3 separate regions of the Mus musculus genome follow, and all the other regions are linked to region 3. A link is a loop called in an ENCODE intact Hi-C map of the cell type or tissue named here. Cell type or tissue: gastrocnemius. All regions are shown on one strand.

Region 1 (8,000 bases), 160 kb after region 3:
GCACCTCATGTGGCTCAGCAACAGTGCTTGGCCCAGCAGCTCTGGAGTCTCAATCCCCAGCAGCAGCCACAGCCACACTGTTTATATCAAATTCCAAATAAACACAAGGGTGTCCCCATCTCAATATTATTTAATATAAACAACACAGTAATCTATGCCAAGAAAAGAGTTAATAAAAAGCTAAAAAGCGCCAGGCATGGTGGCGTACGTCTTTAATCCCAGCACTTGGGAGGCAGAGGCAGGCGGATTTCTGAGTTCAAGGCCAGCCTGGTCTACAGAGTGAGCTCCAGGACAGCCAGGGCTACACAGAGAAACCCTGTCTTGGGGGGGGGGGGGCACCCAACAACAACAAGACACAAAAACTACAAAGCTTCCTATATTCTAATAACTATCGCCACATTCACTGTAGCACTCAGAAGGAATAACAGTAACAGTAGTAATAGACTAAAACTTCTGTAAAGACATTCAGGGTTGCTGCGATGGCCCTCTGTGCAAACCTGACAACCTAGGTCAGAACCTAGAACTCACATACACATGCAAGAAGAGATCTTACTGAGTTGTCTTCTGGCCCTCACAGATGGCACCTTGGCACCTGGGCACCCACCTATACACCTGGCACTCACAATAACGTTTGGGCTGTTTTTAATGTAAACATTTAAGACCCCAAATGCCACCTGAACAAAGCACATGCTCACGGATCGGAGTGTCTAACATCACAAAGATGCTGCTTTCCTCTAAATTATTTTGTAAACGTAATACAATCTCAATAGAAAATTTTAGGGGGGCATTCTCCATTCCTCAGAACTAGATAAGCCAATCCTAAAATTTACATGAAAAAAGGAAAGAAAGAGAGAGAAAAAAAGTAAGCCTATCATCCCAGTTACTCATGATCTGAGGCAGGAGCAGGCTGAGGGTGCCAGCATGCCTGGATTATTACAGGAATGCTGTATTAATGCTGTACGGGGGGGGGGGGGGGGTCCTGAATTAAGGCCCTCACACTGTCATGACAGGCACTTTACTGAAATGAACCAGTCTCCGGACCCTGGGTAGTTTCCATACTAATAACAATGAGCCAACCTCAAGGCCTAAATGTATATAACCTTGGTAGGGATTTTGGGAATCGTAAATCAGACTGTTAACTTGTTTACAGAGAAGCTCTCCTAAGTTACTGCAGCCCTGTGAGGGAGTTTTATTTTATTTTCAAGATTGATTGATTGATTGATTGATTATACAGAAGCACACCAGGTGCACCTCAGTAAACACCCTGTGAAGTTCCTTAGCAATCTTTTGAAGATAATAGCTCCTAATCTACAGGAACGTCTGTGACTCCTGCCGAGACAGTCAAGTGCCGCTCTTCTTTGACAAGCCCACGCACGTGCTATGGGACGCCTTCCTTTCTGGGTGCCCTCACGCCTCTTGACCCTTATGATTTTAAGTCTGTGTTAAGGTATCTTCAGGACGAGGACGTGTGTCTCAAATGGAAGACTGCTCGCCTAGCTTATCAGAAGCCGTGAGTTCAATCCCTAGCGCCACCGAAATTGGTTGTGTTGGCACACACCGGTAACTCTACAGGTCTGGAAGTAGAGACAGATCAGCCATAGCTACCACATAGCCAGTTAAAAGCCAGCCTGTGCTAAATAATACCCTGTCCCTAAAAACTTTAATAAACTCCAACTTTGGGGCAGGCAAAAATCACCAAGTAGAGGTGGATACTGAAATACTGAGTTTAATCTTTCTACCACCATAGTGGAAAGAGAACCAGCTCCTTCAAGTTGTCCTGAGTGCCTTATGCATGATGTGTCACTCGAGAGAGCACACATGTTCAGATAAATCGAGGAAAGGGAAGGGAGAAATGTAATTAAAATACAATCTCAAAAATCGCAGAATATTTTCTAAGTTGGAGTCACCTGAGTCATGGTTCCTAAAACAATAAGGAACTGCTCAGGCTGCTGCAGTTGACTGTGGAGCTCTGCCTCTAGACCTGCATCAGCTGACAAAGTGACCATGTTAGACTTCCTTTTAGGAAAACAGCACAGGGAACAGGCGAACACTATACACTGCCGAGCATGGCGGCACAACCCTGTAATCTAAGCACCCCGGAGGCAGAGGTGGAAGGACTGCAACAAGTTCAAGGCCAATCTGTCTGCAAAGCTAAGCTATACAGGGTAACCAGGATGACAGTCAGCTGATCTCAGAAAAAAATGGTAAATTAGTGCAAGTGAAAATATGGTAAGTTGGCTGAATTCACATTCAGTAGCTAAGTGTAATGGAACTTTACATTCCTGTAGTTGGTGGAAAGAGAATAGCTCATGGGCTCATGTATTTCAATAACTGGTCCCCTGTTGGCAGGACTCTATGGGAAGAATTAGGAGGTAAGGTCTTGTCTGAGGAGGCGTGTCACTAGGGGAGGGTTTTGAGGTTTCAAGACTCTGCTGGTGCCCAAACTTACACAGGCACAAACATAAATAAATGATTTAAGAAGCTGACTTTAGAACATATACTACACTCATATGTGTAAGTTATAAAGTAAATGGGGTTACTTGCCTTTGGCCTATCCATTCTAGTACCCCCTATCCCACAGTAACAATCATTCTGTGTGTGTGTGTGTGTGTATACACACACATCTATCTATCCTGAAGCTTTTTCCCCAATAGAAAGAAATTCAAAGACAGCTACCTTATTCCTGACAAGTCTATATTCTGAACCTTGTCCTACTATGTCTGAGACCTTTCAGTGTCTATATAAAGCTCCCTCCTCATTCTTCTGCACGACCACTGGATAAGCTTATTATCATAGGTCAACCGAACCATCCTTTAATGGATGAGCATGAAATGTTTCTAATACTTTTCTAGGCTAAACTTTGCTGTCACGAGCAAACTTGTGTCTGTATTGTTTCACTCAAACATAGTAGATACATTTGTAGCATCAATTTCCAGAACTGTGGGCTAGGGATATAGCCCAGTCAAGAGTCAATACACATTACCTCCAAAAAATTGCAACAAGCAAACCCTCACATTCTAGCTGCTTTTCTTTGGGGGATTTCTTGTCATTTTGTTTTTGTTCTTCAAGACAGGGTTTCTCTGTGTAGTTAAGGGGTCCTGAAACTCTGAGATCCAACTGCCTCTGCCTCCCAAGTGTTGGGAATTAAAGGTGTGTATGTGTCCAGCTTCAGTGATATTTAAAAAACTACTTTTGTTTCGTTTTTTTGTTTTTTGTTTTTACAATGTATCAACTAGTGGCAGCTATTCATAAATTTGAAAGCTACCCACTTGCAAATCTTAATCAGGTACTGCTTAACTTTTACCATTAGGAGAAAAGCCAAAGCTGCGGATGTCTTTAATGACTGCCACAGCAGGGAGAAGTAGTTTTTCACATGTGCTACACAATTCACAGAACTGTACTCGTGAAGGAGTTATGACATCTACGATATAGCACAGTAATCACTAAGTTTTTTTCAAAAAACTAAAAACATGGACCAGTGAGAGAGCTTGGGGGGGGGGGTGTGCAAAGGCGCTTTGCTTCCAAGGCTGACAACCTGGATTCCGACCCTAAACCCACATGATGGAGGACAGAACCGACTGTGGCAAGCATGCCCACACAAATAAATGTATATATATATATATATATATATATATGCTTTAAATGAGGAACTGTGCCTAACCTAAATCTAAATTAGACCCCTTAATCCTGGGTTTTTAGTGAAATGACGCTCTTCAAACCGAAACTCGAATTTGCCTAACAGCTCTATTAAAGTACCTCAAAAATCAGAAATGAAGTCTATGGCTGGCACCCCCGGGACAAACAATTCCAAACCAAATGTTTCCTTAATTAAGCATGACAGAGTAATCTGTATTCTACCTCCATTCATAAACAACCGCGTTTTAGTACACAGATCGTCTTTTAAAATCTAAACATGTTTACTAAGGCTTTCTGCACATATCACGAAATGCATTTGCGTATAAAACTCACCATCAATAAATACAGTTTTAAAAGTATTTAACCCTTAGCTTCATCCCACCTTTCAAGTAATCAAATAAAACGGATGCTCTTCGGGAAGATGGCCCCGTTATAATTATCAGCACTTTCGACTCGGGAACTACCGCGCAGACGTGATACTTCAACATGGGTCTCCTCATTGCCTCGTGAAGCATAGCCACCCACAATCCTACACCCAGCTCCACACCCACTCAATCATTCCAAATAGTGGGTCAAACTTTGCAGTCAAATTCGGTCTCAAACGCTCAAGCTTTCCTCAGAGGCCCCCACCTCCGCCTTCACCAAGATCCAATGCTCTTCAGCCCACTCCCTGAACCCCGCGCTACACCTCCAAAGATCGGAAACACTGCCCTCCAACCTCCCGAACCCACCGACCCAGGACGCCCAGATCCCACCTCCTACTTTGGCGCCACGTGGACACGACGGCCGTGCTGACCCGCGGACAAAGACCAAAATGTCCACTCGCTGCCCCTGCGTCTGCGCACTCAGGGAGTGAGTGAGCACTCCCAGAAGTCTCCGCGACATCTCAGGGCTTGTTCACTGAAGCCTAGCCAGGCTGTTGTCTATTATCAGCAATACTGCTTTTACGACTTTGGACTACACTTCCCACAAGGCACTGCGGGTTGCTTATCCGTCTCCCACGCACAAACCTGGCCGCCTCTTGTGATTTGGGGTTTCTTAGAGTAGATTGTTGTCACTTGGACCCAAATAAGCTCACGCCTGGTAAGATGTTTGGAGTGGGGACTTCCTCTTTGGTACTTCACGGGCGGCGTCTCAATAATACACTGAGCCCAGACCCCAAGGTGAAAGGACACCATCTTTGTCCGGGGCTGATGTGGCTATGGACTACGTTTCCCAGAGTCCATAGCGAGCTGACATTGTAGCTCAACTTTGATGAAACCTTTACCTTTGGCTGAAGCAGGATGCGCGCGCCTTCTACTGAGACCCAAGGTAAATGGTCTGGGGAGTACTGAACGGGGGTGGGGAACAGGCGTGTCCTGAACGGGGTTGTGCACGCTGAAGCAGGACTGGGCTGCGGGATTCTAATTGTGGTTTTGATTGTGGTGGTGACCGGTTGTCAGTGCTTACAAGTAGTGTGCTGTTGTAATCACCTGTCTCCAAGGTGTATATCTGATTGTTGCTGTGCAAACATATGTGATGTTATGTGTTCCGGGATCTTGTGGTTGTGGAAGTGGTATCCCGTGGTCCTGTAGTGTGTTGTGTGCTCGATAACCTTTATTCCTGGGGTTGTGTGGATATAGTTGTAGCTGTGACTGTGTATCTCTGGGTTAAGTGACCTTGTGTAGTACTGTGTGCAGTGTTCTGTGTCCGTGGCTCTGCGTCGGCAGTGCGTGAGTATCCTTGTGTTCTTGGAGAGAAGGGAGAAAGAAGGAGGAGGACTTTGTGACAGTGTGTAATACTGTGTGTATGCGGGTGTGGACTATCTTTGCTAAAGAGTGACTGGCCCCTGAGTGAATGTTCAGTTATGGCTGGATGATGCAGAGTACTGTGCCTTCTGCGTGCCACCATGTGTGATTGTGACTATGTAAGGAGGACCTTTAGGGATGTTAGGGAAGTGATTGTACCACAGTGGCAAGCAAACTGACTGGGATGCCTAGGTGGGTAAAGTTCTTGTGGCACAAGTCAGTTGTCATACTGTGTTTGTAATTATCCTGTAATCCAAGCTCCTACAGAATTCAGAGACAAGCATTTCCAAAACCTCTCAGATGAACTAGCTGGGAGTGTGTAGCAGTGATCAGACTACAAGGTAGAAGGCTAGAACCAACACCCAAGACTCTACTCTGCCCTCCACAAAAATGGCATTGCACACACATACCTGAATATGTGCACACACACAAAGTTAAAAAAATTATTTCTAGGGCTGGAGAGATGACTCAGTGGTTAAGAGGACTGGCTGGACTTCCAGAGGACCAGGTTTCAGCACCCATGTGGCAGCTCACAGCTGTCTGTAACTCTTGTTCCAGGGGATCCGACTCCCTCATACAAGCATACATGCAGGCAAAACACCAATGTACATACAATAAAAATAAAATAAATTATTAAAAATTTGTTTCTTAGAAAGTGAAGAGTTGGTGTGTGGATGTTTTCATGTGACATATCTTGCAGCAGCCAAATGTAGTGGGTCTGTGACTACTGTTTTGGCCCCAGCAGGTGCCGTAAAGTTTGGGCAGATTCTGGCCCTGGACAATAGTGACCTCAGTTTTACAAGGTGACACTGAGTTTGGACTGAGTGCCCAGCCATGTCTGACCTCCATCCCCTGAACACCAGGATAGAAGAACAGCTATCCAAAAGTACCCTGCTCACTCATGTTTCCTTTCTTCCAACCCTTTTCTAAGAGGATGATGCTGAGCCAAGACTATACAGCTCAGTAGTTAACTATTGACTGTCCAAAGCCAAATTCAAAAAGCATCCCATTTTATTCTCCTTTCCCTGAACCTTTTTTTTTTTTTTTTTTTTTTTTTGAGGGAGGAGAGGGTTTTTTTCATGAAAGGGTGTCTTGGTTAGGGTTCTACTGCTGTGAACAGGCACCAAGGCAACTCTTATAAGGACAATATTTCATAGGGCTGGCTTACAGGTTCAAAGGTTCAATCCATTATCATTAAGGTGGGGAGCTGGGTGGTAGTGGCGCACACCTTTAATCTCAGCACTTGGGAGGCAGAGGCAGGCAGATTTCTGAGTTCGAGGCCAGCCTGGTCTACAAAGTGAATTCCAGGACAGCCAAGGCTATACAGAGAAACCCTGTCTCAAAAAAAACCAAAAGCCAAAACAAAACAAAAACAAGGTGGGGGCATGGCAGCATCCAGGCAGGCATGGTGCAGGAGGAGCTGAAAGTTCTACATCATCTTCTGAAGGCTGCTTAGAGAAGACTGACTTCCAGGCAGCTAGGATGAGGGTATTAAAGCCAACACACACAGTGACACACCTACACCAACAAGGCCACACCTACTCCAACAAGGCCACACTACCAAAGAACAAGTGCTATTCCCTGGGCCAAACATATTCAAACCACCATACAGGGTCTCTCTGTGTAGCCTTGGCTATCCTGGAACTAACTCTGTAGACTGGGCTGGCTTCAAACAGAGAACTAACTCTGTGTGTGTGTGTGTGTGTGTGTGTGTGTGTGTGTGTGTGTGTGTGTGTGTTTGCACGTGATCTGTGAGCCTCTGTAATACAGCCCTAGCATTCCCTCTGTTACCGAAGATCATTAGTTATTCTAGTGATTTAAATACACTCTGTCTGGAGCCATTTCCACCTGTATCTCTTGTTCTTTTATTTTCTTCCCATGGTGGGACCGGGCAGGCAAGCACAAGATTCTTGCTATGTTACCCAGGCCTGAGATCTCAGATTCAGAACTGAGCTTGTCTATCAGTCTGTCAGTGTACTGGGGGCTTAACTCCTACTTTTCCAGGACTCTATTTATCCGGAAGAAGTCAGAGTAGATCAGAATGGCACGGCCCATCAGGTAGCTTGAAAGTTCATTTTATTTATGTGTTTGTTTGTTTTGGCTTTTTGAGACAGGGTTTCTCTGTGTAGAGTCTGGAACTCCCTCTGTAGATCTGAAACTCACAGAGATCTGCCTGTCCCTGCCTCCCAAGTGCTGGAACTAAAGGGATTGTCTACCACTGCCCAGACTTTGTTTTCAGGCAGGCAGGCAGGCAGGCAAGCAGGCAGTTAGTCAGTTGGTTGGTTGGTTGGTTGGTGGTGGTGGTGGTGATGTGGTGTGCAAGCTGCTGTACAGTGTGGAGGACTGAGAATGGTAGCAGGAGTCAGTTCTCTCCTTATATCACGTGGAACCCAGGATCAAACTCAGGTCGTCAGATTTTGCAGCAGGTGACCTTACCTGCTGAGCCATCTTTCCTAGCCCCATAACTCCTCCTAACCCTTCAGAACATATGAACACCTGTCCTCTTTATGCCAAAATGTCTGCTCTCGGGGAGCGAGTGATGGGTCCCCAACCCCATCGGTGGCTCCCTCTTCTCAG
Region 2 (8,000 bases), 79 kb after region 3:
GAACAGACAGATATCTCAACATCCCTAACTTCAGAGAGCCAGGCTCTGGAATGGGACAGGAGGGGTTTGGGCAATATGGCTCTTGGGCACATAAGCACACACATGAAGATATACTGAGAGGCCAAACCTACTCCACCTTGGAACCAGCCTCCATCTTAAAGAGAAAAAAAAAAAGCCTGAGAACTTGACCTGCAGCAGAACCCAAGCTGCACCCACATACCAGGAAGGACCCCAGGGCTTGTCCTTGCCCATACCCCAGAGTTACTCCCTAGCTACTTCCTAGCAACAGTTAATCAAAGATTAGTCTGGTTATTTTGGGTGTACTTTCAGCTTGTTTGTGATTATCTACAGTCTTGCTTCAGGGCACCCACCTGTCGGCTTAATAGCCTTTCTATTAGATGTTTGCCAGACTGGACACCCCCTCCCTCCCTCCCTCCCTCCCTCCCTCCCTCCCTCCCTCCCTCCCTCCCCTGCTCCTATTTTCCTATAAAAACTTGTCCTGCTGAGGGCTCAAGGATTCTGTTGTGACAAGGCTGGGAGGGAGGAGAGTCCAAGTCTAAGCTTGTAATAAAGAGACCCTGATGGCCTTTTGGGGTTCATGACCACTTCCTGGCACAACAATACAATTCTTGTATAGGGTAGATCATGATACAAGTGTCTGAATCTCAGCACTCCCGAGACTGAGACAACAGCACTGCCGGAGGCTTAGACCACCCAGGCCTTCACAGACTGACTCACGTCTCCCTCCCACCTCTCTGCTTCTCTCTCTCTGGTTTTGTGAGAAAAGGTCTCTCTACATAGCTCTGACTGTCCTGGCGTTCACTCTGTTGACCAAGCTGGTATTGAACTCACAGAGATCTACCTGCTTCTGACTCCAGAGTGCTGGGGTCAAAGACCTGCACAACCATACATAGTTTAAAATTAAATCTTTTATTTTAAATCACATTTTAAACCTTTTTTGGGGTTAGAAGAGGGTGTGGGAACTGAAGCTCCTGCATCCTACTGTAAAGGTAATTATAACACATCTGCTGTGGAGGCGCACGCCTTTAATCCCAACACTCTGGAGCCAGAGGCAGGTGGATCTGTGAGTTCAAGTCCAGGTTGGAATACAGACTAAGTCCCAGGCCATCCAGGGCTATTCAGTGAGACTTTGTCTCAAAAGAAAAAAATTAAAACAGACATGGCAGAATGTTTATAAGATTAAAAGTTAGAAATACTCAAATGTCTACTATTTGATGAGATGAATAAGTGCCATATACTTCAGATGAATTTTGCAGATAATGGATGGAACTTGAGAACATCATCCTGAGTGAGGTGACCCAGAGTCAGAAAGACATGCACCGTATGTACTCACTGATAAGTGGACATTAGCCATAAAGTGCAGGATAACTAAGCTATGATCCACAGACCAGAAGAAACTGGGTAATAAGGAGGTCCAAGGGAGGGTTTGAGAATCCCACTCAGAAGGGGAAACTAAATAATCATCAGAGATGTATGGAGAGAGGAAAATGGGTAGGAGAGGGGGTGAGGATCGGAACAGGGATGGCGATCAAGTAGGGAGGGCGAGAGAGGGCTGGGAGAATGGAAACCAGCGGTGGGAGGGGGGGCATCTCTGGTGACTAGCTAGAGCCTTGGGAAGGAAGAGGCTACAGGGAGCCTATGGGGTGACTTTAGCTGAGACTCCTACTAGAGGAGAATTATAGAGACTGATGGGGCCACCTCCTGTACCCAGGCAAGACTTCCAGAGGCAGGGGGACGGGACATCAATCCACTCCAAAAATCTTCAACACAAAATTTGTCTTGTTTATAGAAAGTGCAGGGATAAATATGGAGCAGAGACTGAGGGAACAGTCATCCAATGACTGCCCCAACTTGAGACCCATCCCATGTGAGAGAAACTAATTAACTCTACTAATGATACTCTTGTGCTTGCAGACAGCAGCCTAGCATAACTGTCTCCTGAGAGACTTCACCCAGCAGTGGATGGAGGCAGATGCAGAGAGCCACACTCATCAGGTGGAGCTTGGGGAGTCTTGTGGAAGAGTATGGGATAGAAGTGAGCAAGCCAGAGGGGTCAAGGATACCACAAGAAGACCCAGAGTCAACTGACCTGGGAGCATGGAGGTTCACAGAGCCTGGGTCACCAACCAGGGAGCATGGAAGAGCTGGACCTAAGCACACTCCCCACCCCACGCCTACACGTTTGTAGCAAGTGTGAGCTTGGTGTTTATGTGGGTCCCCCTAAGAAGTGGAGCGGGGGTTGTCTCCATCTCTGTTCCCTGTCATTGGATCACCCCCTACTTCGACTGCCTGATTGTGCTTCCTAGACCTGCTGGGACTAGGTGCCCCAGGGAGGGGTGGTACCCAGAGGGACTCTCCTGCCCAGAGGACAAGGTAAGGGGGAGATGGAGGGAGGGATTTGTAAGGGTAGGACTGGGAAGCGAGGAAGGAGGGTGGCTGAGATTAGGATGTAAAGTGAATTTTTAAAAGTAAACATTAAAAACAGTTGGAAATACTCATATGGCTACCCTTAATAGTCGAGATGTATAAATGCTTCAGATCCTGAAATATCAAACAGCACAAAGACTCAGTTAAGCCGCTATCCCACTTAACACGGGGAAGTCCTACACAGCTGTCCAAATAAACAAAGTAAAAGACAAAGAAAAGCATGATAGCTCACAAATGAACCTCTAAAATGAGCAAAGGCTAAAGAAGAATGCACGCAAGATACACATTCAAAACTTCACACTCACAACCCACACACAGACCCACAACAGAGACACTCGGCTATCGGAAACCTACCTACGAGAAGACAGGACTACCTACTAGGGGCTCAAAAAGTAACTTAAGCACAACTTCACTTTTACCACACAGAATCCACAGGTATCTGCGCCTGCACTGTGCTGCACGTGGTCACAACATCACACAGTCGCACGCCCCTACAGAGACAGAACACTCACCCAGTCAGCAGCTCTCCACATCCACACACAATGCCGCACGTGTCCCCAGCTCGCTCCCTCCCACTCACCAAGGGGTGGTGGCCGCCACGGTGTTAGCAGAAACTGATGCTCATCACCAGTCCAGCCCCTTAGCGCCGCGATCACTGTTCACAAATTAGCCGCACAATTCCGACTCCTCTGCCGCACAAAGCCCAGCCTCGGCGTTCGCCCCGCCTCCTCCCGGGTTCCGCACCAAAGGCCTTCCTTGCAAGCTGCCAAAGCCCTGCAATCCTTCAGTGCACCTCCCCTCTTGCCAGCAAAGCTCTGAAGTCACGCCAGGCGCGTGATCTTCCCGCGAGAAGCCAGGGAGCCCTCTGGGAAATGTAGTCAGTCCGAGGGAACGCGGCAGACAAGATGGCTCCCGATGGGCGGGGCTTCTAACGGTCCCTCAGTGTGGTGGACGAGCGGAGGACACCCCAAATAGAAACGCATCCTCAGGATACATGGAACCCTATATCAGCTTCCACTACTGCATTTAAAATCATTCAAAAAAGTTAGGAATCTGTTGATTTCCCGGACTTTTGGTATTATCTGTAGAGGATAGACTGCATCAGGAAAGGGGCGGAGAACTGGTAGGGGGCGGAGTGTGATTTGCATAGTAAGCATAATCATGCGGCTGAGACTTCTAGTAATATAATTCAGTGCAATACGAAAAAAAATATATTGAAGGGGGAAAGTTATCTCAATTTCTCAGAGAGCTAAGCCTTTGCTTGGCCACCTCTAGCGGCCGAGTTTCCCCCCGCCCCAGAAGTGTGCAGGAACAGATCTCCTCCGCAGATGTGTGACTTGTTCTGGACATGCATTTGGCTTGGTACTCATTAGCAGGTCCTGTAGGTTGAAAGGGTGGATACCAGGACCACACCTTGGATTCCCACATGCTTCTAATGCTAGCCCGCAGGAGGAGCAGGAGGATCAGGGTCATCCCTGGCTACTGAGAGGTAGTTACATTAAAAACTACAGTGGAACACTTGGAGAAAGCATCTTCCTTTGAAGTGATTTCCATAACCAATAAATATACCTAGTCCAGGAGATAACAAGTCAGTCGGTCTGAAAAAGACATTAAAGTTGGGGCTAGAGAGATGACTCAGCGATTAAGAGCACTGGCTTCTCTTCCAGAGGACCTGAGTTCAATACCCAGCCACCACATAGTGGCTCACAATCATCTATAAGAGGATATGATGCCCTCTTCTGGCCTACAGATGTATATGCAGCAGAGCACTCACATTAAATCTTTTAAAACGACATTGAAGTTAAAAGACTACATCTCTGTATAAATCAAGATTTTCTCTTCAGAAAATAGGGACAACACGGCTTACCTCACTTCTCTGTTAATTGCAAAGCTGCCACAGTCCTAACGAAATAGATACTATAAAGACATGAAGATCTTATAAGGATATGAAGTTACCCAGAATAGAATGGAGCTGAGGGAGAGCTGCCGGTAGACTACCCCAATGATAACGGGTATACTAACCAGGCATGTTAGAGGGAAGTGAAGTTTGGGATTGCTGGGTGCGGAGATTTGAATGAGCTGGCTCATAGGCTCATACATTTGAATGCTTAGTCATTAGTTTATGGAACTGCCTGGGATGGGTTAGGGGATATGGCCATGTTAGAGGAGGTGTGTTATTATTGGAGGGTGGGCTTTGAGGTTTCAAAAGCCCATACCAGGCTCAGTGTGTCTCTGTCTCTCTCTCTGTCTGTCTCTCTCTCTGTCTCTGCCTCTCTGTCTCTCTCTGTTTTCTGCAGAGACATTGTAATTCCTAAACCAATGATGACATCAGCCACCTATTAATTTCCCACACTATTATATTATCCTGATACTGTTTTTTCAGTCATCCACGATTTTCCCACTGACCTGGGATACTGCCACAATAAATTACCAATGCTCCGTGAATTCATTCATGTTTCTAGATTCAATATTCTGTTCTGACCTCAAGTTTAGACAATCTTATCAACAAAGAGCTTGGGTTGGCATAATGATGTCTGGAACCCTGCACTGGGCTACGGGGTAAGTGGACCAGAAGAAACTTGAGGCCAGCTTGGGCTACATAGGGAATTTAAGGCCATGTTAGGCTATGTACATTCTACAAATTATCTATATACCAAAGATATTTTTGCCTGTTAATTGCAAACCTTTATATTGCTAATATTATCTCAATACAGTTCATAAGTTTTAGAAGACCATTCTGATTGGAATCACTGGACTCCTAAAATTAGAATACTAATAATGAGCCAGGCAGTGGTGGCACATGCCTTTAATCCCAGCACTTGGGAGGCAGAGGCAGGCAGATTTCTGAGTTTGAGGCCAGCATGGTCTACAGAGTGAGTTCCAGGACAGCCAGGGCTACAGAGAAACCCTGTCTGGAAAAAAAAAAAAAGTAAAAAAAAAGTAAGACACAACTATAATTCCTAAACGTATAAGGGGCATCAGGAGTTCAAGGCTATGCAGGGCTTTGAGGCCAGGCTTGGCTATTTGAGCTCGTCTCAAAGAAATAAATACAAAACAAAATTGTAAAAGACTGCCAGAGAGGTAGCTGAGTTGGTAAAGTGTTTGCTGTGAGGTGGGACTTTCTGGTTTCTCTGACGACTCAATTGTGCCAGGTGATGTTTTTCCGGAAGCTCCCTTATGAGAGGGCACGTGATGTTTTGCTGAAACCAGACTCTTCAGAAGGCACATAATGTTTAGAAAGAACATAAATGGAACCCCACAAACAGTGAGAGGATGCTCTTGCATTCCTATTCCGTACAAAGCTTCGCTGGTCTTCACTTTGTCGAGAGAAATGCACCAAAGAACTTCTCGTGGTATTCCGGCTGCTCCTGGCTGCTCCCTCTGATTTGGGCCAGTTGCAGTTTCTGCTGGATCTTGCCGCCACTACTGATTCATTTTTGGTGTTTGCTATTGGCCTGGACTGCTGGAATCCTGACAAGGAAGAGTGGGATTGCCCCGAGAAACTACTTCTAAATGGGTCTGTGACTCCCTTTTCCTATTAACCTTTCTCCCTTGCTTCTGGTCGGTGGATTAGAAGGGAAGTTGAAGTGTTTAAGAACCCTAAATAAAGTAGGTTTTGAAAAAAAAAAAAATCTAAGCCCGCAAGTAGGCTGCCTCTCCTGAAGTCAGGGTTTCAGAGAGCTGCTTCTTATTGGCTCTTGGAGTCCCTTTTATGGGGAAGGGTTAGGGTTGATAGAAAATAGGTGTAGAGAGCTGGAGAGATGGCTTAGCAGTTAAGAGCACCGACTGCTCTTCCAGAATTCCTGAATTCAATTCCCAGCAACTCACAACCATCTGTAATGGGATCTGATGTCCTCTTCCGGTATGTCTGAAGAGAGCAACAATGTACTCACATACAATTAAATAAATAAATAAATAAATAAATAAAGCTGTAGCTATAACTGGCTGTTAAAAATCTGGACAGAAGGGGGGGCTGGGCTCAAGGCTGTGTGTGGGGTGGGTGTGGGAATGTATCATGTAAAAGGGTACCTGGGAAGGTATCTGGTAAGACATATTGGTAAGCCATAAGGACAGTCATATATTCCAGGATCAAGAATTTAGCTCACAGTTCACGGTGGCACCTTTTTGGTTTCACACTGGGCTGTTTGATAAGGAGAGAGGCAGAAGCCTAGAGGTCAGGAGAGCAGAAAACCAAGCATGGTGGACAAGAGGTCAAACGGGCTAGATTATATAGGGAAGAGAAGCTGGGGAAGGGACAGCCCAACTCTGGTGGGAGATTTCAGGGTAGGAGGCAGGGTAGCCCAGGACAAGCACAGGTAGCCAGGCCCCACCTCTATACTAATCTAATGGCCTGGCCCAGTCCCTTGATGTGCAAGAGTATTCAGGGCCAGCCTTCTAGACTGTTCTACCACTGAGAAGGCTGTTTCCAGCCCCTTGAGATACAGACAAGATCCACTCTATAGAGGAAAAAAGGGCGGGGGCGGGGGGAAGAATCCCAGGCCGCCCTGGAAGCCCCGCCTCCTTTCCCCCCAAACCCTATATAATGCCTGCCTCCTGTTCTGTTCTTTGTTGATTCTCTCCCAAGCAAAGGCACCCAACTTCTTGAGGCTTTCCTAATACATCTCTCCCGAGGTTTGCTGTAGGGTGTGACTTTGTGGTATTCCTTGGCTCCCAACTGTAGGATAGCTTTCCCTTTAGAGCTGTAACACCTTCACCAGGCCATCAGCTGCTTTGATATGTTAACAGGCATCTCAGCCATTTGCCCCAGTTTTGGGACCTAACACTCAGGTAACGCATTAACAAACCTCCCACAGGACCCCACAACTCACCTGCATACTGCTTTCCACATTGTTACACACTGTCACAACCCTAGGACATACGGCTACAAAAATTACAATTTCACAATAGTTCATTTTCCTGATTGTTTAGTCTGAACCCAATTATCAGTCTCAATTCCAGCCTGGCTTCAGTTTGTGATACTGTAGCAATCGCTTCCTTAACACCAGAGTCTGATACAACTCTCTGCAGAGCTGCCAACTATCAGCCTGAGATGCCTTCTGGGAAATGTAGTTCAGCAGTGCGCCACGGTGGCCAAGATGGCGTCCTCTCCCGTAAAACCCAGAGGATTGCGCCTTACTGGGAATCTCGCCCTGGAGGCAAGGAAAAGCCTATTCTGTGAGTTTAAGCTGCACTCATTACACACCTTGGCACACCATTGTCCTTTGCGGTAACACAGTGTAAAAGTGGTAGTATCTGAGTTCCAACCTTTTACTACTTATCCACTGGGAAAAGTTCTCGGGAGAGTGGAGGGGAAATTAACTAGAACCCCTGAGACTTCTGGGAAATGTAGTTCACAGTTAAAAAGAGAGCGAAAGAGAGAGACTAGAATGGAAAAAGATCCTCTAGTTCAGAGCCCTGGTGGGCAGAGACCTCTGGGAGTGCTAGCTCACTGAAGGAGTGCGCAGGCGCAGGCTTCGTGGCTCGCCATCGTCGCCTTTGTCTGGGTGAGTTTGATTTCGGGGTCTGTAGGACCGGGATTTTCCCAGACTGAG
Region 3 (8,000 bases):
TGGCATGTGTTTGCTGTGCTTTGTTGCCAGGGTAGGGCAACAGGTGCTGTCGCTCAGGGTGCTGCGCTGGACAGGAGGAAATGGGTGCTCTCCAATGCCTGTGGTACCATCCTCCACCTTTCTACTTGCCAGTTTGCAGGCTATCCATGGTCTCTGGGTTTGGTCTTAGTCACATGTACCACTTAGGAGCAGATGCACAGTATATTCTGCTCTTCAGCCTTCTCCATCCTGACTCTTGGGTACATTTGCTCAAGAATGTAGTGACCACAGTCCACTTGGGAAGATGTCAGGGCAACTGTGAAGAAAAAACTGACACAGTCGAGTCTCTGGCCTGCCACAAGTGGCAGCTGCCTCTGTCAGTTACAGTTTGCATTTTATGCTTTTTTTTTCCAGCTTCCCCTCAACCCTTCTGCGTTGAAATGTTGAAACTTGAACTGCCAGATGCAACTGTGGAATTGCCTGAGGGTTTGTAGAGAAAGGGAGGGAAGTTGCTGGGTGTAATGTTTCAGCCACACAGACTAAGCAATCTCTTGATTCTTGTATTTAGCTTTCAAAATGCCCTTGGCATGCCAATCTGTGTGATCGCACTAAATCCTGTTAAAACACTACAGGCCAACTTTATTAACCAAAATGGATAACAACCCCTTATATTTTAAATAAAATCCAATTTGTTTATATATAAAAAGAAACTCCTGAAAGTGTGTGGCAGCGCTCTCCTGAGACTGGGACTCAGCATTGCATAGGGATGCCGGCTAGGAACGCATCAGCACTGGTGTGGGGTTTTTACCCCATGCCTTGTGTTCTGTGGCTTCTGCTCTAGTCTGGTGTGACTCTCATGTCTGCCTGTATCTGCTCTAGTCTGGTGTGAGGCTCGTGTCTGCCCGTGTCGCAGAACTGAGAGGGATAGTTTCTCCTGGGCCGCACTGTTTGGGTGAGTCTGAGAAGATGCAGCGGCGTCCAAGCTTTGTACACACAAAACAAGAAGTCAGCCTGTTAGCTGCTCTCTACTTTTGCTCTGAAATAGTCTCCATAGGTCAGGCTGTCATCCTCTCTCCTCTTAGTTCCTTACCAATCCTGGACTCCAGAAACTATACTATCTTCTTTAAAGACTAAAATTTTCCTTTTTAAAAATGAAAGCATTTACATAGTCCTAAGTCTGCATCTTGATAAATTTGCACACAGACATATGTGTCTACTTTAGAAGAGATAATAGAATGTCTAGTCCACTTCCCAGCAGTGTCCTCTGCCCCTTTCCTCGGAAGACTCCAATCTAAAGTCACCAGTTCTAACTTCCATCCTGGATTAGTTTGCACATTCTAGCCCTTCACATAAGTGGAATCGGGCACCGTCGGCGGCAGCTGCCTTTGTTTGCTCAGATCCTGGGAGCTTTCGCCACACTGCTGTCTCAGTAGCTTCTTTTTATTAGCAGTGTTCCCACAACTAACTTATCCAGCCACCTGTCGGGGAATAGCCCAACAGCTTCCAGTTTGGGGGCTGTCAGCAAGGAAGCAACCAGAGCATCCACCTCATGCAGAGAAGCATTTCGTCTCTCCTGACTAGATGAACAGAGAGGCAAGGGTCGCTGGGTAACGTGAGGTGTATGTTTATGAAAACTCATCATTTGTAGTGCTGTTAATTCCATCCTAATAGTTTCCTTGCTTAGCGCAGCGAGCCGTGGAAATGCGGGTCACAGTGGTAATTTTGACGGATGACTGCACCAGCAGATAACAGATGGTGCCAGCTGCGCAAAGCGCCTGTGCCAGACCCACGGGGAGCTTCAGCAGCTGCCTCAGGAGCATGACTGACGCTGTTCCCATGTAACTAACTGGCGCTGCTTCTGCTCCAACTAAATTTAACAACTGAGCAACACAAAAGCCATTTACATGTACCAAGTATGCCCAGTATAGTCTCTGTTAGTGAGCTGGGCGGAAGAGTGGTGGTTTCCCACCACTGTTTTAGATTTCTTCCGCATGATTCACGATGTCTTGTTCTCTTCTTCTTATGTATGAGATTTATTAAAAGTTACTAACATCATAGAGGAGCAGACAGACACCAACACGATGGGGAGCGCTCAGCCCATGTCACAGCATGGCAGTCTGTCCCTTTTGTCAGTCTCAGAAGAAGGGGAGATTCTGTGACACATGTCTGATGGATGGTTATCAGTAGTTTCAGTGAAGCTGTCTCTGTGACCTGGAGGCAGTGTTAGCCTGGAAGTGGGGACGAGCAGGAATCTAGAAAAACAAGTTTGTAGAGGACCTTTAGACACTGGCGGGCCCCAGCTAACATTCTTGAGGGTTTGGGGTTTTTTTGTTGTTGTTATTGGTGGTGGTGGTTTGTTTTTTTGTTTTTGTGTTTTGGTTTTTTTCTTTTTTCTTTAGCCAGATGACAGGAGAGGGAGGGGAGACACTTGCGGATTGAGTAGTTCTTTTCCTGCTGGGCAGAGGTGGATAAAGACTTATCCAAGAAGTCTTAGGACAGTCTCTAGTGTGGGAAATCCTAGCGGAGAAGGGTGCCATGGGGGAGGGGTCTCCACGCCTGCTGATGTCTGCTAGCTTCCTAACCCTAAAATTTAAATTATGTCAGTGGACAGTGAGTCACCCTAGACAGTGACATGGGAATAGGCAATCAGTTACACTTTGGAAGCAGCTGCTGAAGTAGCTTCTACTTCCAGCTAGAAATGGGACTTAGATGCACTTAGGGTTTCCGCTCTTGCTACTAGGCACTGCAGGACGACTAAGGAGATTCAGACAGAGGGAGTTAGGCTGTCCCAGGGCCATGTGAGTGAGGATGGGCAGTTTGAGGGACTGAGAACTTGGTACTTGTTTGTCCCCTAGTCTGGCCAAGGGAGCTGCAAGTGGAGGCGTGGCGGGTTTCTCACACCAGGAGGAGCATGGCGGGTTCCTAAGCTTGCTTTTCTGGAGGCAGGCTCTGGCTGCGCAGCAAGTGTTCACTCCCACCAGCGTGGGAAAGGAGCAGGAAACGGGATTTCCAAACACAGAGAACATGGCTAATTAATTAGATCCACTTGAGAAGGCTAACAAACAATCTTCATGAATCTTTAACTCTTCCTAGTATATGACAAATGTCACAGATGGTAAACCAAGGCAGAATACATGTCCTTAGATTAAAGACAATAGTTTCTTATGCAAGCCGGGAGGACACTGACCCAGTACTGGGATTTCCCAGAAAATTCCACTCTCAGCTTAGTCTCCAGAAGGCTGGAACAGTGGTAGCGCACACCTTTAGTCTCGGTACTCAGGAGGGAGGGGGAGGTGGAGGGGGATCTCTGTGAGTTTGAGGCCAGTCTGGTCTACAGAAAGAGTTACAGGACAGAAAATAACAAGAAAGGGGGGTAGGCAGGGATGAGTTCTGATGCTGTCCCCATCTCAGAAGCTCCAGTGGTTTTTAAATTTTGTTCAGCTGGCTGTAAGTTGAGGTACACATACCCTTTCCTCAGACTCAGTTACTTTGCTCAAGTAGCTCACAGAACTCAGACTAGGGGGAGATTAAAAATTGGCAGAAATACAGCTTACTGGTTGGAATGATTGTGACTTCATGAAAACCTGGCTTGTAGCTGCACGAGGCAGTAGGGGTGTAGAGCTCTGGCTGGCTCTTGCTCAGTCTGGGTGACTTGGTGGGACATGGCAGCACTGAAAGGGGGGACAGGGGAGGTGACTGAGGAATCTGACCTCCGGAATGAAGATTTAGGCCACCCTGCTTGTAAAACATAAGGACTGGTTGGTCCTTTAAATGCCTGTAGAAGCCCAGAATGTTGAAGTACAGTGGTAGAGAATAAATACATTCTTGAAAAGGAAGCTACAACCCTATAGGTGGAACAACAATATGAACTAAGCAGTACCCCTGAGTTCTTGACTCTAGCTGCATATGAATCAGAAGATGACCTAGTCGGCCATCACTGGAAAGAGAGGCCCATTGGACTTGCAAACTTTATATGCCCCAGTACAGGGGAACGCCAGGGCCAAAAAGCGGGAGTGGGTGGGTAGGGGAGTGGGGGGGAGGGTATGGGGGACTTTTGGGATAGCATTGGAAATGTAAATGAGGAAAATACCTATTTAAAAAAAAAAAGAAAAGAAAAAGGAAGCTACAGGCTTTAAGCATAATGTGTATCCATTACAGATGTAAAGGCTGCTATTAACTTTGTATATTTTATCTTATTACATGTGTTTATATATTATCTTTGTTTTTTAAATTTTTATTTTATATACAGATTTTTAGAACTTTTTTCTTTTTTTTAAGATTTATTTCTTTATTATATGTAAGTGCACTATAGCTGTCCTCAGATACTCCAGAAGAGGGCATCAGATTTCGTTAGGGATGGTTGTGAGCCACCATGTGGTTGCTGGGATTTAAACTCAGGACCTTTGGAAGGGCAGTCGGCACTCTTAACCACTGAGCCATCTCGCCAGCCATGTTTTTCTTTTTTTGTTTTTGTTTTTCTTTTTCTTTTTGTTGTTGTTGTTTGTGGGGGGTTCCTTTGTTGGTTTTTCGAGACAGGGTTTCTCTGTGTAGCCCTGGCTGTCCTGGAACTCACTCTGTAGACCAGGCTGGCCTCGAACTCAGAAATCGGCCTGCCTCTGCCTCCCAAGTGCTGGGATTAAGGGCATGCACCAGACACCCAGCTATAACATATTCTTTAGGTCATAGAGTGTTAAGTGTAGTGCACCTAAATTTGAAAAGTAATTAATACAGCCACTAATTAGCCAGTTAGTGTTGATAGCCAACTGTTAGGATTGTGCATCTTCTCATTTGCTTAGCTTCAAGTTCCTAGGTAGGACTGAAGAGCTAAGTTGTCATAAGGGAGCGTAAACATGTGTCTGATGCTGTAAAGGAACTGGGCAGCCAGAGGGAAAGGCTGCCAACTCCAGTTTATGTCCTGATTGAAGGTTTAGTTACTCCTTGGCATGAACTGTGATTCGCCACTTAACAGCGGGTGTGATGTTAAGCTTAGTCAGTAGAGGGTGCAAGAGGGACACTGAAGAAAGAGCTCCTTTTGACTCTGCTTGCTGCATTTTCTGCTTCCTTTCTCCTATGTTAGAGACATTAGTAGGTGTGTATAAGGGACACTCCATGATGCCCAGCATCAGCTGTGGCCCAGTGAGCACAGTGGACTCTTGTCCTTGGGAGCTGGGTCTACACTGGCTGGAGTCTGACTGGCATGTACTCCCAACCGTAGAAAGCCTTCGTAACTCCTGGTTACAAAGGACCACAGCTGCCAGCACTCTCCAACCCTCTGCATGCATGCCGCTCTCCAGTGCTGTGACTACTGTTCCTCAGGCTAGCTCTAGGTTCAAGGTGGGAGTTCTGGAACCCTTAGCGCTCCCATCCTCATCTGTAGATGCCGAAGACTGAAGGACAGCAGTTTACACACTCTTAGGCAGTGTCTTCGAGCCAGACTTGGGCTCACTGTGAAATGCTGGGGCTGAAGACAGTGGAGTAAGGTTCTCCCTCAGCCAGGGACTAATCAGACGAACCCAGCCCTGCTCACCGTCTGAGATGGCTGAGATGTGACTTGTTCAAGACGGTGGCTGCAGAGACTCTGCCCCAGGATCCCAGTCTGGGTCATAAGGCCTCCTTTTTACTAAGTGAAGGTAGTGAGGTCTGGGCCTCTTTGTCCTCTTGGGATAGGTGGGATGGTGCAGGGGAATGCTCTCTCTGAGCACAGTTTCCTAACCATTTCCCACCTCTTACTCTTTCCAAGAAGCCGCAAGAGGAAGAATGAAGAGTTTTGCCTTTAAGGACATGGCCAAGGTAAGCCGCATTTCCACTTTGTTCATGGAAAAACTTCTCGGTTTCTCAATGCTGCTGAAAATCTTGGGAGACTCAGGTGGTGTGGAAAAGAGAAAGCCATGTTCGTGGAGTAGTTTTCCCACACCAGTCTAGGGAGGCTGCTTTGTACAAATAAGTCTACAACTTCCGTTTCCCAGGCTTTTGTTCATTAGAAGAACAAAGTCTTGGCAGTGAACCTGATCAGTTAGCAGAATAAGGTTATATCTGCCTAGTTTCTTTGTTGTCCCCTCTAGGGTCACTGTAGGGATGGCATTCTTGCTGAAAAGTTGTAACACCCTAGGGTGTCTGCCTGGCCTCTTCCGTGTACTTTTCTACAAGATGGAAAGCTTTGATTGCATTCTGTATGTACATTAGTAAAGAAGATTTCTGAAAAAAAATAATAATTGAACTGATCAAGAACATTAGTCACCCAGAGACACTCAGTGGTTACTGATTTTGGAGTCTTTTGTCTATGCATATGATTGGCCCCAGAAGTGTTTCCAGTGCAGGATGGCACTGACCAAAACCACCAGCTTAAGCACTTGCTGTGTCGCGGTGGCTTGAGGTTCTTCCCAATGTGATCTTATTCAATCCTAGTCACAACCCTGTGACACAGCTGTGACCATGTCATTGATTCTGCCATGTATGCTTTTAAAAATCCTTGACAATGACGTCTGTTGATGACATGCATCCTCAGCGTTCCCTGCCGCCTCCTCCAGACAGCCCCAGCCTGGTCTACAGAGTGAGTCCCAGGACAGCCAGGGTGACACAAGGAAACGAAAAACAAACAAACAAACAAAATTAAAGCACAGAGTTACAGCTAGGTTTAGAAAAGTGACCAGTTAGAAAAGTTTAATAAAGACAGACAGACAGACAGGCAGACACACACACATACACACACACACACACACACACACACGCACGTTCTGCTGTGGAACAGAGGATGCTGTACTTGCATGTACAATGACATTCCGTTGAGAAACACCATGTCATAGACTTGATGCAAAGGGCCAAGGAGAAGGCATGTTCAGAGCCCGCATGGGCACCTCTGTTCCCACACTGGCCTGCCTTTGTGGAAGGGTGCAGGTGTTTGGGGACTGTCTTCTCTGATGTCTTCTGTCTTAGTTTCTCACATGGCGTGTCTGCATGTGGTTTCAGGATCTGAGGTTCGAGGATGTGGTCATTTACTTCTCTCTGGAGGAGTGGGAGTGCTTGCGCCATTCCCACAGGAATCTGTACCGAGCTGTGATGTTGGATAACTACAGCAACCTGCTGTCACTGAGTAAGCGCATCCCCCCACTGAAGTTCAGAAGTGCCTGCTGTGATTTTCATGTCCTTTATGGAGAACGTTGACTTTATTATTATTATTATTATTATTATTATCATTATCATTATTATCATTATTAGTATGTGTATGGGTCTTTTGCCTACATGTATGTCTGTGTTTCACTTGCATGCCCATGGAAACCAGAAGAGGGCATTAGGTCCCCTAGAATTTGAGTTACTGACAGTCATGAGCCACCATGTGGCTTTTGAGGCGTGAACCCCAGTCCTCAGGAGCAGCCAGTGCTCTTAACTGCTGAGCCATCTCTCCAGCACCTATAGATAGATTTGTTTTGTTTGAGACAAAGTGCTGTGTAGCTCAGGGTGACCTTAAACTGACAATTCTCCTGCCTCAGCTTTATAGGTGCTGGGGAAATTGGCCTGCACCACCACAAGCGTTTGCTGAGTGTTTCATGAACACGTTTCAAGCTCTGGTTAAATCAGTGACGTTACGCGTGTGCACCTGCACACATACGCACAAGCGTGTCATCGCTCCCAGTGCTTTAATGTTCCCTCACCTTGATCCTTAGACATTAGATTTCTCTTTATCATTCTAGTTATTGGAGTGGGGGATGGCATGCACAAAGAGGCCAGAGGACAACTCTGGCATGGGTCCTCTCCATCCATCTTTACCCAGGTCCCAAGAACTGAATTATTTTGCCAGGCCTTTACCCATTGAGCCATCTTACTGGCCCAGTTTCTCCCTCCCACCCCTATACACTGCCCCGCTCCCGCTCTCTCTCTGTCGTTATTAGCAGAGATTTATTTTCATGCATTATATGCTGATTACATTTCCACAGTCCAAATCCACATCCTTTTTTCTGTCATTAGAAAACAAGCCGGGGCTGCAGAGACGGCTCAGCGGGTAAGAGCACTGACTGCTCTTCCTT

Evidence for each region. Hi-C counts contacts between places; a loop is a spot of excess contacts. Peaks named below come from ENCODE experiments on the same cell type or tissue, not always from the same donor. Only the 100,000 strongest peaks of a DNase experiment are listed, where the experiment ranks them.
Region 1: it touches region 3 in a loop (4-fold over the local background); 5 of 42 quality-filtered maps call a loop at or near these places.
Region 2: a loop joins it to region 3, with 10 times the contacts of the local background. A loop is called at or near these places in 10 of 42 quality-filtered maps.

What each region holds. Positions count from the first base shown.
Region 1 is chr7:30,165,268-30,173,267 of GRCm38, forward strand. It overlaps Zfp146 (zinc finger protein 146), which reads right to left and starts at 4,474. Exons shown (of 2, transcript NM_011980.4): 1 at 4,392-4,474. Gm5113 (predicted gene 5113) reads left to right here and starts at 4,608. Exons shown (of 3, transcript NR_157376.1): 1 at 4,608-4,947. In gastrocnemius, no CTCF peak of the experiment used is centred here; DNase peaks (open chromatin) are centred at 4,518 and 4,866; H3K4me3 peaks cover 2,489 bases; H3K27ac peaks cover 2,149 bases.
Region 2 is chr7:30,087,260-30,095,259 of GRCm38, forward strand. It overlaps Zfp566 (zinc finger protein 566), which reads right to left and starts at 3,251. Exons shown (of 4, transcript NM_152814.2): 1 at 3,029-3,251. It overlaps Zfp260 (zinc finger protein 260), which reads left to right and starts at 7,817. Exons shown (of 3, transcript NM_011981.4): 1 at 7,817-7,952. In gastrocnemius, CTCF peaks have their summits at 4,187 (motif pointing left) and 7,870; DNase peaks (open chromatin) are centred at 2,316, 3,264, 7,229, 7,534 and 1 more place; H3K4me3 peaks cover 3,089 bases; H3K27ac peaks cover 3,527 bases.
Region 3 is chr7:30,008,121-30,016,120 of GRCm38, forward strand. It overlaps Zfp568 (zinc finger protein 568), which reads left to right. Exons shown (of 10, transcript NM_001167872.1): 7 at 5,720-5,769; 8 at 6,946-7,069. Among named protein-coding and RNA genes, the nearest start is that of Zfp568, 28 kb to the left of the region's middle. In gastrocnemius, a CTCF peak has its summit at 4,970 (motif pointing right); DNase peaks (open chromatin) are centred at 44, 1,426, 1,737 and 4,967; H3K4me3 peaks cover 2,004 bases; H3K27ac peaks cover 5,053 bases.